Regions from separate parts of the Homo sapiens genome. Here region 1 is linked to region 2. A link is an interaction called in ENCODE POLR2A ChIA-PET data of the cell type or tissue named here. Cell type or tissue: B cell. All regions are shown on one strand.

Evidence for each region. ChIA-PET counts read pairs that join two places held together with the same protein. Peaks named below come from ENCODE experiments on the same cell type or tissue, not always from the same donor. Only the 100,000 strongest peaks of a DNase experiment are listed, where the experiment ranks them.
Region 1: POLR2A ChIA-PET joins it to region 2 with 7 read pairs; 1 of 35 experiments calls an interaction of 5 or more read pairs at or near these places.

The regions. Positions count from the first base shown.
Region 1 is chr12:123,721,010-123,726,009 of GRCh38, forward strand. ATP6V0A2 (ATPase H+ transporting V0 subunit a2) reads left to right here. Exons shown (of 20, transcript NM_012463.4): 3 at 1,342-1,439; 4 at 3,645-3,782. It overlaps LOC105370042 (a long non-coding RNA gene), which reads right to left and starts at 2,081. Exons shown (of 3, transcript XR_945477.4): 1 at 2,001-2,081. It also overlaps the pseudogene RPL27P12. RefSeq lists a silencer at 628-808. In B cell, no CTCF peak of the experiment used is centred here; a DNase peak (open chromatin) is centred at 2,952; H3K4me3 peaks cover 416 bases; H3K27ac peaks cover 433 bases.
Region 2 is chr12:122,451,498-122,456,497 of GRCh38, forward strand. No RefSeq gene overlaps it. Among named protein-coding and RNA genes, the nearest start is that of CLIP1, 31 kb to the left of the region's middle. In B cell, no CTCF peak of the experiment used is centred here; a DNase peak (open chromatin) is centred at 2,011; H3K27ac peaks cover 1,486 bases.

The DNA.
Region 1 (5,000 bases), 1.3 Mb after region 2:
CTTTACCTGCCTCTCTCCCTCTGTAAACCAGTTAGTAACACTTCTAAATATTAGGCCTGATAATGACTAACAGATATTGTGACTTTTAGCCTAAGGAAAGGGATGCTTCATGGAATCGAAAACATAAACCAAATAAAGTAGTTAGTTTTGGCTGGTGTACTATTAGTTTCATGAATCTAGGTGTTTTGTTTTGTTTTGTTTTGTTTTGTTTTAATGACTGAAACAAAAAACATCTAAAACCACAGCTTCTGGAAGAACCACTTGTTCTTGCCAGTCTTGTTCCACTCTTTGAACTTGATCTTGGCCTCCCACTGGGCCTTGCATTTAAGAGCAGGGTCTCTGAAAACCTGGTGGTTTTGTCTAAGGGGATGGTCACAGGGTACTCTGTGGGCATGAGGTCATTATAGTTATAAACCTTCACAAAAGACTTGACCTTTGACCTCTTGGCAATCTTCTTGCCCATGGCAGCTGTCACTGTGGGAATAATGGTCTTTTTTAGCCACCAGAGGGTGGCTGCAGGTGTGGTCTGAGGTGCCATCATCAGTTTTCTTCATGAGGATTGGCTTTGTGTCCAGAGTAGTGTCCGGCCACGACTGGCACCATTTTCCCAGGTTTCATGAACTTGCCCATTTCTAGGGCTGCCCTGACACTTGCCCCCCAGGCTGCCGAGGGCAGCAATTGCAAGACCCAGCCAGGCTTCTGAATCTAGTTTTTAACTTCAGTGGTGAAACAGTGCAGGTTGTCCTCAGCCACAGCCTCAGGGCTGACTGGGAGCTGCAAGAGAGCCTGGCTCTTGGTGCTGGGTGGGTTTCCTGGTAGTGGTTGTGATTTTCTTGTTGGACTGATGGATGCCCTTTTCTTTCTGAGGGCATCTGCGAGAAATCATGTTGCCAGCTCCCATAGGGGCTATTGTAGGTCTATCACTTGGGTAATTCCTGCACTTCCAAGTGCGCCCCTAACCTCTGCTTCATTCTGCCCCTGTAGATGGCTGCGACTCAAAAGTTCTTTCACTAGAATATTAGAAATGAAAAAAATGGGTGGAATTTCAGAAAAGGTTTATCCAGGTTGTTGTTCATTCTATTTATTTATTTTTTAAGTCACTAAGAAATAGAAGAGGTTGTTGTTTATTTTGTCACTGCATGCAGATCTCTCTAGGCAGCATTATTTTTGGAAACAAGGTTGCAAAAAGTGACCAGTAAGTCAGTTGGGACAAGCAAGATTTTTGTGCATTTAGACATTGATTTTTAGATGGCTTGGGAAACATTGGGCTTTAAAATGTTTCTGACTGAAATGTATTATAGTACATTTTAGTATCTAATTGTTTAACTTTTATTTTCACAGTGTATTTGGTACAGGAAATTAATAGAGCTGATATTCCCCTTCCTGAAGGAGAGGCCAGCCCTCCTGCGCCACCCCTGAAACAGGTTCTAGAAATGCAGGTAACTTGCTTCTGACGAAGCTGGTTGCAGCCATTGATCTTGGGGGCTGCTTACTTACTTATTTCATGTTGTCTAATGCTTTTCTGCCTTTCTTCTCAAAACTATGGAAGATGGTGATCTCTCTAGGCAGAGAGATTAAAGACCGCTATTATGATTAACCCTCAGTAATAGATTATCTGTGTTAAATTTTAACAGTAATTCAGTTTTCTTTTACAGTGTAAGGCATATGCTTCCTTTCCAGGTGGTGGTGAACAGAGGCAACAAGAATCAGGCCATCAAGCCTGATTGATGGATCAGAACAGTTCATGATCCTGTACTGTTTCAGAAAGCTCATCCCAGGGTCACCCATGCCTTAGCTGCCTCTTCTTGTGCAAGGAATTGAGGCTTCGGTGTTGTGCCTTCACAGTCCTCCCACATTTACCCTGGCCCTTCCCCTCTAAATTTTGGAAGCTGGTATGCAGTCCATGGGTTGTCTCGGGTGGGCAGCAAGCAGCGTTCTGTCACCCTGAGTTCCCTGGCTGGTGTGCTGGGGATACATGTGTCCCCGGTGAGAACACTCACCTGTGCTGCTTATTAGCATCCTCGGTGAATTCGTTCCTCACCCTGTGAAGTAGGCTGGAGCTCTTGATAACTCTTCTAAAACAATTATCGTTGTGTAACTGAAGCCATTCAGTTGCGGGCTCCTCTGTTTGTTTATTCGGGAGGAAGTCTTTCATTACTTGGTGCAGGAGACTCCAGAGAGAACTCTCCAACCAGATGAGTAACAGCAGTCATCTGGATTGGCCTGTTCGATGGGTCGCTTGTGATGTAATTACAAACATAGTGATGACTGTGTACAGTGCTTGTAAGGCAAAGCAGAAGTAATGAATATAGTATATTAAGTGATTTGTTTGAATACAAGTTTTCATTGACTCAATGATTTGCCTTACGGATTTTTGCTTCTGTTATTTTAATACTTAAGTATTTTTAAGGATGTTTAGTATGTAACTAATTATTAAAGATTCTCATGAATTTTTTTTTTTTTTTGAGACAGAGTCTTGCTCTGTCGCCCAGGCTAGAGTGCATGTAGTGGTGCGATCTCGGCTCACTGCAGCCTGTGCCTCCCGGGTTCAAGCAATTCTCCTGCCTCAGCCTCCCAAGTAGCTGGGATTATAGGCACGTGCCACCATGCCTGGCTAATTTTTGTATTTTTAGTAGAGATGGGGTTTTACCATCTTGGCCAGGCTGGTCTCGAACTCCTGACCTCGTGATCCACCCACCTTGGCTTCCCAAAGTGCTGGGATTACAGGCGTGAGCCACCACGCCTGGCCAATTGTCATGAATTTTTATCCTCAATTAATTGTGTAAATGTGAGTGCATAGTAACTCATATGCTAGAGACTAGGAAAATAAGTTAGAAAAGATTATCTAAATATATTCTGTGTTGCAAAAAAAGGAAATGTAGACTTAAAGAGGAAGAGTCTTTGATGTGTGATATGAATAAGCAGACAAAGGAAATCCGAGAAATGACAGCACCTGTGGTTAGAGACGAGGGCCAGTCTTGGGGGTCTCACGCTCATCACAGCCTTCGGAATGTTTTAGCTAATATGTGGTGTGAACTTCACAGAAATTACCTGAATTAATATGAAACAATAAATGAGCCTATTTATTTATTTACTTTGAGAAGGAGTCTTGCTCTGTCACCCAAGCTGGAGTGCAGTGACACGATCTTGGCTCACTGCAACCTCCATCTCCTGGGTTCACGTGATTCTTCTGCCTCAGCCTCCTGAGTAGCTGGGATTACAGGCACATGCCACCATGCCCAGCTAATTTTTTTGTATTCTTAGTAGAGACAGGGAGGCCGAGGCGGGTGGATTACCTGAGGTCAAGAGTTCAAGACCAGCCTGGCCAACATGGTGAAACCTCGTCTCTACTAACAATACAAAAAAAAATTAGCTGGGCGTGGTGATGCGCACCTGTAGTCCCAGCTACTCGGGGAGGCTGAGGCAAGAGAATCGCTTGAACCCAGGAGGTGGAGGTTGCAGTGAGCCGAGATCATGCCACTGCACTCCAGCCTGGGCGACAGAGGGAGACTCCATCTCAAAAAAAAAAAAAAGAAAAAAACAAAACAAAAAAACCCACTGTTTTTGGTATACTGCATGAAGATTATTGGAATTACACTTGGAACTAATTACTACCCTCTTAAGTAACCATTGTTTTGTTTTAGGAGCAGTTGCAGAAGCTCGAGGTTGAACTGAGAGAAGTCACTAAGAACAAGGAGAAACTGAGGAAAAACTTGCTGGAACTGATAGAGTACACTCACATGCTGAGAGTGACAAAGACCTTTGTGAAACGCAATGTTGAGGTACTGAACAGCTCGTGAGGAAATACAGCTGTTTTTATAAACAGCTTTTTATAAAAATCTCATTCCCATAGGCTGTGTATTTTGCTATTAGTTCATATAGATATGTTGCTTCTTTTAAGAGATTAAATTTATTTATTTATTTAATTTTATATTTTGTTTTTGAGACGGAATTTTGCTCTTGTTGCCCAGGCTAGAGTGCAGTGGCACAATCTCGGCTCACTGCACCCTCCGCCTTCCGGGTTCAAGAGATTGTCCTGCCTCAGCCTCTCGAATAGCTGGGATTACAGGCGCCCGCCACCACGCCTGTAATTTTTTGTATTTTTAGTAGAGATGGGGTTTCACCATGTTGGCCAGGCTGGTATCAAACTCCAGACCCAGTTGATCCACCTTCCTCGGCCTTCCAAAGTGCTGGGATTACAGGAGTGAGCTACCGCGCCCAGATTTAAGAGATTAAATTTAAACCTTGGTTTTATTTTTCAGTTGGATTATATGACTTTAAATAAAGTTTTAAGAGCCATTTCCTGTGTTGGTTGTTTTCAGCAATTACAATACTAAATATTTATAAGATGGTTTAGTTTGTGGTTGAAAAAAATTTTTATGAGCATGAGAAAAAAATTGAATGAAGGATGTTGAACTCTAAAATTTACTTTTTCCAAATTGCTAAGTAAAGGAAGTAAAAGAATAATCTATAATTTCTAAGACTAGGTCAGACACAGTGGCTTACACCTGTAATCCCAGCACTTTGGGAGGCCAAAGCTGGAGGATGGCTTGAGCCCAGGAGTTCAAGACCAGCCTGAACATAGTGAGAATTAATATGAGACCTTGTCTATACAAAAAATAAAAAATTAGCTGAGCGTGGTGGTGCATACTTGTAGTCCCAGCTACCAAGGAGGCTGAGGTGAGAGGATCATTTGAGCCCAGAAGTTTGAGGCTGCAGTGAGCTATGATTGCGCCACTGCACTCCAGCCTGGGCGACAGAGTGAGACCCTGTACCCTGTATCTAAAAAAAAAAAAAAAGAAAAAAAATTATAAGAATAAAGAATAGTCCATGTAGTAGCACCTTATGGAGCTAAGTATAGAAGAGACAAGTGCATCTGTTCCAAACTTAGTTTCACTTGATATGATAGTGACCTTTGATAAAGTTACTCTATCTTGGATGAAGGCAATGAACTAAATTATAACTGTCTTTTATGTAAATGTCTTCAATTGGCTTACAAA
Region 2 (5,000 bases):
ATATAAATATATGTATTCCAGTAACAATATAAAATGTAACATACATATATGTGTAATATAGTTTAGTTAACATGTATTACAAAGAAAAGTTAATATATTAAATAATACATGTTATATATTATCTATTACAACTTATCTTTTATATATACACACACACCCACACTCTTTAGTTAATACATATATTAGGGGAATATATAGATAGACCTCTAGATAGACCTCTTTCCATATCAGAAGATGTAGATTACCTTATATTAAAAAAATTTTTTTTGAGACAGAGTTTTGCTCTTGTTGCCCAGGCTGGAGTGCAGTGGTGCAACCTCTACTCACTGCAACCTCCACCTCCCAGGTTCAAGCAATTCTCCTGCCTCATCCTCCCGAGTAGCTGGGATTACAGGTATGCGGGATTACAGGATAATTTTGTATTTTTAGTAGAGACGGGGTTTCTCTATGTTGGCCAGGCTGGTCTCGAACTCCCAACCTCAGGTGATCCACCTGCCTCGGCCTCCCAAAGTGCTGAGATTATAGACATGAGCCACCACGCCTGGCCCCATATTTTAAATTATTTAATTTTTTTTTTCCCTAGAGATGAGTTCTTGCCATGTCGTTCAGGCTGGTCTTGAACTCCTAGGCTCAAGCGATCCTGCTGCCTCAGATTCCCAAAGTGCTGGGATTACAGGCGCGAGCCACTGTACCCAGCCTCCTCATTTTTTTAAACCATTGCGTTGTAAGATCATAGTGTGCTATGATTTCAACAGATTCCTACCAATAGACATTTAGGTTATTTTCAGTACTTGCTACTACACACATTGCCACAATAAACAGCCTTGGGTGCATATATAGTATACTCGTATTTCTTTTCTTCTTAAAAATGTTTTTTGTCTTACCAAGAAGCTTGAATCTGAAGCGCATACAGTGTGCTTTTACAAACATAGTTGTAGGATTAATGCTTAGATTAGAACCACTGAATCTAAAATATGTACATTTACATTTTTAAAAAAATTACCCTCCCAAAAAAGAGTGAGCCAATTTATATCCCCACCAATAATGTATGAGAATGCCTGTTCCCCTCTACTTTAACCTTTCTTAAATGTAAAACCAATCTTACTCCATCAAATACAGGCCATCAGAGCCTACCTGGAAACAGCTATGCATATGTTCCTGTCAGATAAAGCCATTTGAATCCCAAATGAAATTCCTAAAGCTAAAAGGAGATAAGGGTGCCTAAATCTGCTGGGACCAGTCAGATGTTGAGGTTTATGCTCTGCTGGTCAAAAATTACCTTACATTTTATTAGAGTTTACATCAGTTATCACGATTTCAGCAGCTGGTCTAACTCAGACTAGCGGAGACAATAAGGAGACTCATTAGCTCACAAAACAGGACGTTTGCAACACGGTTCAGCTTCAGGGCTGGTTGATGTAGTGGCTCAAGCCGCTAAATTTCTCAAGCACCCAAAATCTTTTCTTCTCTTTCTCTGCCATTTGCGGAGGTGGCTTCATCCTTCATTCAACCATCCTAAGGTAAGATGGTTGCCAGAGCAATGGATATGATATATGATACATTTCTGTCTCATGCGTTGTGTGAGGAGACCACCAAACAGGGTTTGTGTGTGCAGCAAGGCTGTTTATTTCACCTGGGTGCAGGCGGGCTGAGTCCGAAAAGAGAGTCAGCAAAGGGTGGCGTGATTACCACTAGTTCCTTTAGGTTTTGGGATAGGCGGTGGAGTTAGGAGCAATGTTTTGCAGGCAGGGGGTGGATCTCACAAAGTACATTCTCAAGGGTGGGGAGAATTACAAAGAACCTTCTTAAGGGTGGGGGAGATTATAAAGTACATTGATCAGTTAGGGTGGGGCAGAAACAAATCACAGTGGTGGAATGTCATCAGTTAAGGCTATTTTCACTTCTTTTGTGGATCTTCAGTTGCTTCAGGCCATCTGGATGTATTCGTGCAGCACAGGAGATATGATGGCTTAGTTTGGGCTCAGAGGCCTGACAATTTCCTATTCATGCTTTCTTGTGGTTTGCTTTGCTTTTGCTTTTGCTTTTGCTTTTTTTTTTTTTTTTTTTTTTTGAGACAGAGTCTCACTCTGTCTCCCCAGGCTGGAGTGCAGTGGTGCAATCTTGGCTCACTGCCACCTCTGCCTCCCAGGTTCAGGCGATTCTCCTACTTCAGCCTCCCTAGTAGCTGGGACTACAGGCCTGCGCCACCACACCTGGCTAATTTTGTATGTTTAGTAGAGACGGGGTTTCGCCCTTTAGGCCGGGCTGGTCTCGAACTCCTGAACTCAGGTGATCCGCCTGCCTCGGCCTCCCAAAGTGCTGGGATTACAGGTGTGAGCCACTGCTCCTGGCCTTTCCTATGGTTTTCTAAGTGTGCGTGTGCATGCACACACACACGTGCACGCACACACGCACCCTCTGGCATGCATCTCCTTGGCCCAGGTGGGCCCAGATGGGCCCAGGTCTGTCCACCCTGAATATACCATGATCAGGGTAAAGTGAGTATTGCACAGTCAACTATAACATTCACTACTGTGCTTCCATTTTCAAAGACTGAAGCAGAGACTACCAGAAGTCCCGCCCCCCTCAAAGCCATTCTACCCTCTTCCTGTATCTGATTCTTCCTGCCATGTGACATCCAGAATGAAGACATTTCCTAACTTCCTGTGTTATTAGGGATGGCCATGAAAATAAGTTCTGGCCAAGCTGAAGTAGCCCATGCAACCTCTTGGAAGTGTGTGTGTGTGTGTGTGTGTGTGTGTGTGTGTGTGTAAGAGATGGAGGCTTGCTCTGTTGCCCAGGCTAGAGTATAGTGGCATGATTACAGTTCACTGCAAACTTGAACTCCTGGGCTCAAGCGATCCTCCGGCCTCAGCCTTCGAGTAGTTACGATTACAGGGGTGAGCTACAGTGTCCAGTCCAGGCAGTTTTCTTAAAGGGAGAGGGCAAACATTTATCTTTCTTTTCTCCCTCCTGCTGATAGGATGTGATATTGTGACATAATAAGAAATAGGCCGGGCATGGTGGCTCACGCCTGTAATCCCAGCACTTTAGAAGGCCAAAGTGGGCAGATCACTTTCGGCCAGGAGTTTGAGAGCAGCCTGGCCAACACAGTGAAACGCCGTCTCTACTAAAAATACAAAAGTTAGCTGGGCATGGTGGCACATGCCTGTAATTCCAGCTACTCGGGAAGCTGAGAAGGAGAATCACTTGAACCCGCGAGGCGGAGGCTGCAGTGAGCCAAGATCGCACCACTGCCCTCCAGCCTGGGTGACAGAGCGAGACTCTGTGTCAAAAAAAAAAAAAAATAGAAATATACATTTTGATCTTTGTTGCCCCTGGCTTCTGGCCAGAGCTCCTAAAACCTTTGCAGTTTCTAAAGCAAAAAATGTTAGGAGCATCTTTCGTTCTACCATTTGGTCTTTGACCCTGTCTCCTAATACGAGCGCCTAATCCTTTGGAATTTTCTGGGTGACAGGAAGACCTATTGTTCTAATGAAGCCAAACTTGGTGGGCTCTTGGATAGCTTCAGGATGGGGGCTGGTCACCAGAATGACCAAACCATGATTAGCATCCTGAAACTTTCAGCCTCACCCTCCGTCTTCTGGGTGAGGGGAAAGGGCTGGAGATTAAGTTAATAATGGATCACGCCTGCATGAAGAAGTCTCCATAAAGGCAGAGTGTGGGGACTCAGTCTGTAAACCTAGCACTTTGGGAGGCTGAGGCAGGAGGATCACTTAAGCCTCTGGAAGTTGAGGCTGCAGTGAGTCGTGATCATGCCTCTGCACTCCAGCCTGAGTAGTGACAGAGCAAGATGCTGTCTCAAAAAAAAAAAAAAAAAAAAAAAAAAAAAGGCTGGGCGCAGTGGCTCACGCCTGTAATCCCAGCACTTTGGGAGGCCAAGGCAGGCGGATCACCGGGTCAGGAGATCAAGACCATCCTGGCTAACATGGTGAAACCCCATCTCTACTAAAAATACAAAGAAATTAGCCTGGTGTGGTGGTGGGCGCCTGTAGTCCCAGCTACTCCCAGGAGGCTGAGGCAGGAGAATGGCGTGAACCCAGAAGGCGGAGCTCGCAGTGAGCCGAGACTGCACTCCAGCCTGGGTGACACAGCGAGACTCCGTCTCAAAAAAAAAAAAAAAAAGAAAGAAAAAAGAAAAGAAAAAGAAAGAAGGAAAGGCCGGGCGCAGTGGCTCACGCCTGTAATCCCAGAACTTTGGGAGGCCGAGGCGGGCGGATCACGAGGTCAGGAGATCGAGACCATCCTGGCTAACATGGATAAACCCCGTCTCTACTTAAAAAAAAATACAAAAAATTAGCCAGGCGTGGTGGCGGGCGCCTGTAGTCCCAGCTTCTTGGGAGGCTGAGGCAGGAGAATGGTGTGAACCTGGGAGACAGAGCTTGCAGTGAGCCGAGATCGTGCCACTGCACTCCAGCCTGGGCGAAAGAGCGAGACTCCGTCTCAAGAAAGAAAGAAAGAAAGAAAGAAAATCTCCATAAAAATCTCTGAACTTGCAGGCTAGTAAACGCCCACATGCTGGGGGTGTGGCGCACCCCTGCTCCCCGGGGACAGAAGCTCCTGTATTCAGACGCTTCTGCACCTTGCCCTATGTACCTGTTCATCTGGCTGGCCAGGTATATCCTCTATCACATTCTCTATAATAAACTAGTAACTGAAAATGTTTCCTTGAGTTTTGTAAGCCATCATAGCAAATTATTGGACCTAGAAAAGGGGTCATGGGAGCCTCGATTTGTAGTCAAGTCAGACAGAAGTCTGAGTAAACTAGGGACCCACTACTTGAGATTGGCAACCGAAATGGGGGGAAGTCTTGTGATACTAAGCCTGTGGGGTCTGCTCTAAGCTCACGTCATTTGTGTCATAGTTGAATTGTGGAACCCCCAGTTGATGCCTGGAGAGTTGAAGAGGGGGTTGGTGTGGGAAAAACCCCACACATCTGGTGCTGGAAGTGTTGAGTGTTATAGAGAAAACCATTTGCT